3 separate regions of the Homo sapiens genome follow, and regions 1 and 3 are each linked to region 2. A link is an interaction called in ENCODE POLR2A ChIA-PET data of the cell type or tissue named here. Cell type or tissue: PC-9. All regions are shown on one strand.

The links. ChIA-PET counts read pairs that join two places held together with the same protein. Peaks named below come from ENCODE experiments on the same cell type or tissue, not always from the same donor. Only the 100,000 strongest peaks of a DNase experiment are listed, where the experiment ranks them.
Region 1: POLR2A ChIA-PET joins it to region 2 with 7 read pairs; 5 of 35 experiments call an interaction of 5 or more read pairs at or near these places.
Region 3: POLR2A ChIA-PET joins it to region 2 with 6 read pairs; 4 of 35 experiments call an interaction of 5 or more read pairs at or near these places.

What each region holds. Positions count from the first base shown.
Region 1 is chr2:171,851,550-171,854,049 of GRCh38, forward strand. The region is part of intron 4 of SLC25A12 (solute carrier family 25 member 12); the gene reads right to left. Among named protein-coding and RNA genes, the nearest start is that of SLC25A12, 41 kb to the right of the region's middle. In PC-9, no CTCF peak of the experiment used is centred here; no DNase peak of the experiment used is centred here.
Region 2 is chr2:172,094,493-172,096,992 of GRCh38, forward strand. No RefSeq gene overlaps it. Among named protein-coding and RNA genes, the nearest start is that of DLX2, 7.2 kb to the right of the region's middle. In PC-9, CTCF peaks have their summits at 1,420 and 1,621; a DNase peak (open chromatin) is centred at 1,019; H3K4me3 peaks cover 2,500 bases; H3K27ac peaks cover 1,329 bases.
Region 3 is chr2:172,433,875-172,436,374 of GRCh38, forward strand. The region is part of intron 1 of ITGA6 (integrin subunit alpha 6); the gene reads left to right. Among named protein-coding and RNA genes, the nearest start is that of ITGA6, 7.5 kb to the left of the region's middle. RefSeq lists an enhancer at 908-1,408. In PC-9, no CTCF peak of the experiment used is centred here; a DNase peak (open chromatin) is centred at 1,177; H3K27ac peaks cover 1,998 bases.

The DNA.
Region 1 (2,500 bases), 240 kb before region 2:
TTGAGACAGGGTTTCACTCCGGTTACCCAGGCTAGAGTGTAATGGCACAATCTCAACTCATTGCAACCTCCACCTCCCAGGCTCAAGTAATCCTCCTACCTCAGCCTCCCGAGTAGCTGGGACTACAGGCATGTGCCACCACACCCGGCTAATTTTTGTGTTTTTAGTAGAGATGGGGTTTCACCATGTCACCCGTGCTGGTCTTGAACTCCTGGGCTCAAGCAGTCTGCCCACCTCAGCCTCCCAAACTGCTGGGATTACAGACATGAGTCACTGCTCCCGGCCTTTTTTTCAATTTGGATTTTAAATGCATGGCAGCTACTGACAACACAATGTAGTATAACTGCTTATCTAGGTTACCTGAATCTAATAGTACTGAACAGGATCTCCAGTACACTTGTGGACAATGGTGAGACCAAGGCAAACTTACACTGTAGCTAGCACACACCAGTCATGCAATAGCCTCTACAAGGCTCATGCCACCTGACAGTAACAGATATACAAACCATTAAGTAATTATCCACGGCATGCATTAGAAGTTTTATTAAAGAAACATCAAAGAGGAAACAATTAACTAATATTTTATTCACTCTTAAAAAAACTCCAGAACCCTTTCCTGAGTTTTCACGTTCTGAAATGGATTTCCAAGGCCTCAATCTAAGTCCTCTCCCCAGAGCAGAGGTATCTTTAACAACAAAAAACCTTATATAAACACTCAAGTAAATGTTCAATATTACTACTTATATAAATACTTGCAAAGATGCACACAGTTTAAGTATATAATTTGATGTGTATAAAATCATATCTAAAAAAAGCATAAATGAGAATATATACAAGTACACAGATAACATTATCATCATAGTCTACAAGAGATGCTGATAGCATAACAGGTTTTCTCCACTTCCTTACACATTGCAGCTAATATTGTCTTCCAACTTTCTCTCATGTGCACAAGAGAAAACTATAAATAGCTCCAAACTAGAAAACAGAAGGCCATTTGGTGAAAAGGATTTAACTCTATTTAGAATGGATCTAAAATTTCCTTTTACCTAAACATGTGCCTATAAATACATAAGCACAATTCATTTTATTAAGTGGTTACAAACATGAAAACTGACCTTTACCCCAGATCCAAAATCCTATAAAAATAAACTCGAAGTTAATTACTTCCTTATGCATAAATTCTGTAGTCTTGAATATGGCTTGAAATAAGCAGTGCCTAGAAATCTTGTTAAATGGCATTTGCTACAACAGTTTCAATATTTTCCCTCTTAAAAATATGAAAGGAAACTTTCTTTTATCATTTCTCTCATTCTACTTAAGAAAATTTGTCTCAAAGTGGATCCTTAAAACTAGGAAGGCAGGGACAGAAGGTGAAATGGTCAAAGTCCTTAGGAAATAGGTGAGCACCATCAAAAGAGCCAACCAGCTAGCCAGGGAATCCAGAACAGAAACAGGGTACAGCTTTTAAAAAATGTTTTAAATTTTTTAGAGACTGGGTATCACTATGTTGTGCAAGCTGGCCTCAAACTCTGGGCTCAAGAGATCCTCCCATTTCAGCCTCCCGAGGAGCTGAAATCACTCCTTTGGGAGTTGAGACTACAGGTATGCGCCACTGCACCTGGCTTCATCTTTTTCTTATTCCATAATAATATTCCTGTCTCTAGATTATGGAGGAAAAGAATGAAAGCAAGATTCTTGAGGGCTCATATGTTCTTCAGTTTATACCTGGTACCGTAAAAACTAAAACTGGTTTGTGTTTAATCCTAACTATATTTCTAAAAATTCTAATTCATAAATCATAGTTTGAAAGAAAAACAGAAGACCTATAAAAAGCTAAAGTTGGCTGGGTGCAGTGGCTCACGCCTGTAATCTCAGCACTTTGGGAGGCCGAGGTGGGCAGATTACCTGAGGTCAGGAGTTTGAGACTGGCCAGCCTGACCAACATGGGCGAAGCCCCGTCTCTACTAAAAATACAAAAATTAGCGAGGCGTGGTGACAGGTGCCTGTAATCCCAGGTACTCGGGAAGCTGAAGCAGAAGAATCGCTTGAACCCAGGAGGCAGAGGTTGCAGTGAGCCAAGATCACGCCACTGCACTCCAGCCTGGGTGACAGAGTGAGGCTCCACCTCCAAAAAAAAAAAACTAAAGTTGAGATCTAATGACTACAAGCTTTCATTTACATTAAATAAGGCATATATAAACTTAGCTACTTCCTACACTCATTTTAATCTATTTATCAACAATGGCATGTGTCTTATTGTTAAGTTGGTCTTGACAGTCTGTTGGATGAAGTGGCTTGAGTTACTAATTTTATAATAATCGAAACTGGGAAAAGTAATTAAATGGAGGAGACACAAAGAACCATGATATCAAGGTAGAGGGACAAAAATTAGAATTTGATTGTGAGATCTAATTCTTAATGCACACAGGATATAAGCACAGGGCACTGTCACTAACTCAGACATCTGAATCCAGTTATTTTCCAAGCATTTCTGCAT
Region 2 (2,500 bases):
CCTTCGGCCCCATTCCCGGATTCTGGCAAACCCCTCCACAGTGCAGCCGGGCCGGGCCCCGGGATGGGCAGACCGGGCCCAGGGGGCGGGGGGGCGGGATGATGGGGGAGCTGGCTGACTGTGCTGTCGGTGCCAGGCGGGGAGCATCTCGGGAGATGCCCAGGGCAGTTTTGGGAAGGTGGGACGTGGAAGGTAGGAGCGGAGGGTCGGACTGTCCCGCCCCGCGACCGCCTAGGCTCTTCTTTTGTCTCTACCGCCTGGAGATAGCGTCCCCCCACCTCCCAAACATTCACTTCCCACTTGGGCGGCGCTTCTCTCGGGAACCGAGACACCCTGCGACTTTAAGAAGCCGAGGCCAGACCCGCGGAGGGAGGGGGCGGGGCGGGGGCTGCCCCCCGAGCGGGGAGCGCGGTGGCGCCCGGCGGGAGAAGCCGACTGGAGCGCGGCCACCGCTCGGAGCTGCAGTGCCTCAGTCCGGTTCTCCGGCCAGAAGTCCCCATTGTTCCGGGTGCGATGATTTCACCTCCCGGGTGTCCGAGACTCCTGGACCACAATCGGGACGGAGAAGCGGCAGCGTGGGCAGCCTGCCACGTTTGCTCCGTGCGGGCCCCAGTCTGTCCCCCGGGGTCACCCGAGCGTGCTCCAAGTCCAGTCCTTTCGCCCTCGCTTCTCCTGCCCCGAAGTTGTAATCCTCTGCCCAGCACCCCCGACCCGCCTCGTGGGCCGGTTCTGCACCTTCTCCCACTCGGCACCCGACCCTCGGCCCCCATCTCCTAGCCCGGGACCCGACTCGACTGGGGACCCTCCCCAAAAGGGCCTCTTTCGGAGCGCTGCCACGCAGCCCGCAAACTGCCGGGACACTGCAGCTTGTGCGCTCTGGCCCGGGAGGACTAGTGGGGGAGCCGGAGAGGCCGAGGGAAGAAAGGTCTGTCTGGAGGCTGTCTGCGTTCTTGGCGTGGAGGCGCCGAGCTGCTCCTCCAAGACCTGCCTGCACTTTCTTTTCCTGAAACACAGTCTCCCCGCCCCGCCCAGCATCAGGCCGCAGGGCGGAATGTAACATCTTGTAATGCGGCAATCACTGCCAAACCCGTCCCCGCGAGGGGAACTCCCGCGGGGGGGGAAGGGAGATCGAAGGGATGTGGGGCCTCAGCATCCGCCTTCACTGGTGTGTGTGGGGGCGGGGGTGGTGTGGGCTGGCGGCGGCGTGCCTGGCAGATCCTGGGTGGGGAGGGAAGGGAAAGGTCGGCCGGGGGAGGCTTCCCTGGGGCTGCTTTGGGTGTTAGGATCCTGCTAGAGGCCGCCAGTCCCCGCAGGACCTAGTGCCCTAGCGCCAAGGCTGGAAGTAACGCGGCCCCCAGGATAGCGCCCCATCCTACAGCTTCTAGGATTCCTGGACCCCAAAGTTGAATTCGAAGGGAAAGGACCTATCTGTATTTTTGGAGGAGGAGAGGATCTGTAGCTTAATTCTCAAAGGAGTCTCCGACCCTAAACAGGTTAAAGCCACTGGTGGTCGCTGTTCCATGGAGGGAAAGGAGCGGGCTTTTGACTTTTGAGCGAGTTCGGGGGACGCCAGGAGTGGGGGAGTTGCACTCGAGTTTTACTGCCCGTAAGAACGACTTTTTGAGAGGGGACGGGGCTTCTTGCTCCCGGACATTGTTCTCTTGGGCGGAGGGGACCACTTCAGAGCTTCTCTTTGCACCCGCCTCTTCTGCCCCTCGTCTTCTACCACTGAACTGTTTGTAAACAAAGTTCCAGTCTTCCCCCGCTCTCTCCGCCTCCACCAAACCGGTATTTCTCCCAAATTCGCTCCATCAGTCTGGGATCGTTACACAGGGCGGATATTCACAATTTTCACAAGTGATCCTGAAAGAAGGCCTAGGGGAAGCCTCCTAAACGGTCCCACATTGCAGCAGGGCTGGTGAGGCCTGGGATCCATTCTCTCTCTTTTCTGCCCTTCCCATCCCGGAGTCTCGGGGCCGGCGGCGGGAATTCCGCGCAGCCGGAGGGGGGTCTGCGCCCAGCGGAGCGCCGTGCTGGGGCGAGGTGGCTGTGGGCAGAGCGTGCACCGGGGTTGGGGGGAGAAGGGGATTGAAGGGGCGGGGGGCGCGGGAGTACCTGGGCGGCAGGCAGTTGGCCCTGGAGCTCAGTGCCCGCGTTCTGCCTGAGTTGGGAGAGCCCTGCCAGAGGGTGGAGCGGAGAGGGCCGTGCACCCCTCACTCTTCAGCTTCCCTCCCCCTGCTTCCCAGCGCTTGTCATATCCTGTCTCTGGCCTGATATTTCACGCGAGCAATTGGAAGGAGATTACAATGGAGATTTATGTGTGTTCTGAGCACTGCTAGTTTCCCAGCGTAGAGAGCCGAGATCGCTGCTTCCCATTTCCATTTTTCATTCGCGCTTTGGGGAGCTCAGTAGAGCACGGGGGGAGCGTGTCTGCGCGGCGGCGGGCTGATCACAGGACTCCGCGTCTCCGGGCGGGCCGGGAGACTGTGAGAAAGGCTTG
Region 3 (2,500 bases), 340 kb after region 2:
AGTGGACAGATGGGTGCATAGACATGACGGGGCAGTGACTGTGAGCTGGATACCCATGGAGGGTGGGTGGTGCAGTTATAGGTTGGGCTTACTGCTAAGGAATACCACCTGTCTGGTTTCCAGGCCTTCTTAGACCTCTATGACCTTGAAAGCACCCCCACACCTCCATCCCTAGGAGGCTGGATAACTTGCACAACACCCAGGGCAGGTTTGAAAACGATTTATTTTTCTTAGTTTTTTGCTTGGCACTAATGTTTGCTAGGAAGGAGCTTGTGGATTATTGATGACAAAACTGCCTAAGGTTGGAAAGTATGTGGGCAAATATGGAAGTAGTGTTTCCTTCACAGGTTTGTTAAACTGGCATTTAGATTTGCAAACACTGATCTCTTGGAATTAAGTTAAAAGGCTAATTGTTAATTAGCCCTGAACTGGGGCAGGTAGATGGGCCTCTCACCAGTGCAGGTCCCTGTCAACTAATAACAGGGTTTGATAACCACCATCAAATCTGCTATCTGGCTTTTCTGCTTAGATAAACAAGGCAAGACGATCTCAAACCAGCATACCGATTCCGAGGTTGGCATGTTTGTAGAAGACTGTTCTCAGGCCGCAGTGTGGCAGCAGACCCTCCCCAGTTCAGCCCCATGCCAGATTCCAACGTTGGATCCCACTGTCGCTTCATCTCATCCTAAATTGGCAGAAAGACTGTTTAGAAAACTAAGTCTCTAAAACCAATTAAATGGTAAAGAAGACTGTTCTGAATTAGGGGGAATGGGATGAAGTACCACTAAACGCAAGTCACAAAGGGCAAAAACTCATGACATGGAGCCGTGGGTATCTGCTTGCATGTTTATTTGCCAAGCGGCTAGTATATTTTGCATGTCATACAATCTGAAACTTACTTTTTTGAAAAGCCATTTCAGATATAGTATAAGAAAAGCCTTTGAGAGAAACATGCTTTCTAAGCCTGGGAGTACAGAAATAAAAATAAACTTTGCAATAATTTGAAAGGGGCACACTGGTTAGTTGAAGAGTAAGGAAGCACCCAGTAATGCCTCTTTACCCAAGAGCTCTGTTTGCTTTGCTCGGTGATATCAATGTCACTGTGGTTTCTTCATTTTGAAAAGGAAGTTCATTTGTACTGAGGTGGTTTTAAGTGTGTGTGTGTGTGTGTGTGTGTGTGTGTGTATGATGCAAATGATAATAAACATTTCAGACCCAGAGGGCAGAATGTCACTGAACCTAAGCCCTCCTGAGCCAAATAACTCCTTTGTCCTTGCAGAATCAGGAGCCCTTCTCTTCAGGATATGCTGCCATTATGATAAAGCATTGTGATGTAAAGTTAACGAGAGGATCCTTATCCAAGTGAATCACAGCCAAGGGGTGGAATGGTTGGCCTCTGGTAGGGATGCCCCATTCAGCAGCACTGAGAGTTTGGAGTTGTTCTGTTCTCTTTCCTTCTTGCTGAGGGTAGTAAGAAATCCTCCCTAGGCCCCATTCCCCTGATATATCTTGCGGGTGATGGCCTCTTACTGGCAGTGTGATTATGTATGTCCCTTTAGAACAAAGGTATCGAAACAATAAAAGTTGTGAAATGGAAATGTTTACAATTCTACAAGGCTCCAGAGAGATTAGAGATAGGTAGGAAAAAGGCCATTGTTTTCCAATCAAAGGTGCTGAGAACCTGTTGATTGGACCTAAGGAATCCAGCTTTGCCACGACACAAAACCCAAGAGTTTTGTTTCTTTTTTTTTTTTTTTTTTTTTTTTGTTGAGACAGAGTCTCACTCTGTTTGCCCAAGCTGGAGTGTAGCGATGCGATTTCAGCTCACTGCAGCCTTGACCTCCTTGGGCTTAGGCAATCCTCCCACCTCTGCCTCCCCAGTAGCTGGGACTGCAAGTGTGCAGCACCACACCCAGCAATTTTTTTGTGTTTTTAGTAGAGTCAGAATGCTACCATGTTGGCCAGGCTGGTCTCGAACTCCTGGATTCAGGCAATCAGCCTGGCTTGGCCTCCCAAAGTGTTGAGATTACAAGCGTGAGCCACCATGCCCAGCCCCAAGAGTTTTCAAAAAAGGAAGAGTTCAAAGAGGCTCAGAAATGATCAAGTGGACATACAGAGACATAATTTTAGGAAAGGGATATTATTAATATTTGCCAGTGAGTCCTCGTTACTGCTGGTGAGACTAGGCCCAGGTACCGACTTAAGGCGATACTTTGAAAAAGTTGAGAGGTGGCTTAAAGACCTGGGTGATGAATGAAGAAGACCTCCATGACTTTACAAGTGCAAAGAGAGATGGGTCTGGGCACTGCTGGGCCTTTTAGAGGCTCAAGGACAGTGGCCTTGGGGAAGGCTGAAGGAGACACCTATTGAATTAGATGGTGCCAAGGCTGAGGGAGGACTTTCGGGAATCCCAGACTAGAGAAGTGTTTTAATGCCAAGAACATGGGAAACCCATTTCAGATACTGTATCAGATAAGCCAGCTTAGAAAAGCACCTTCTA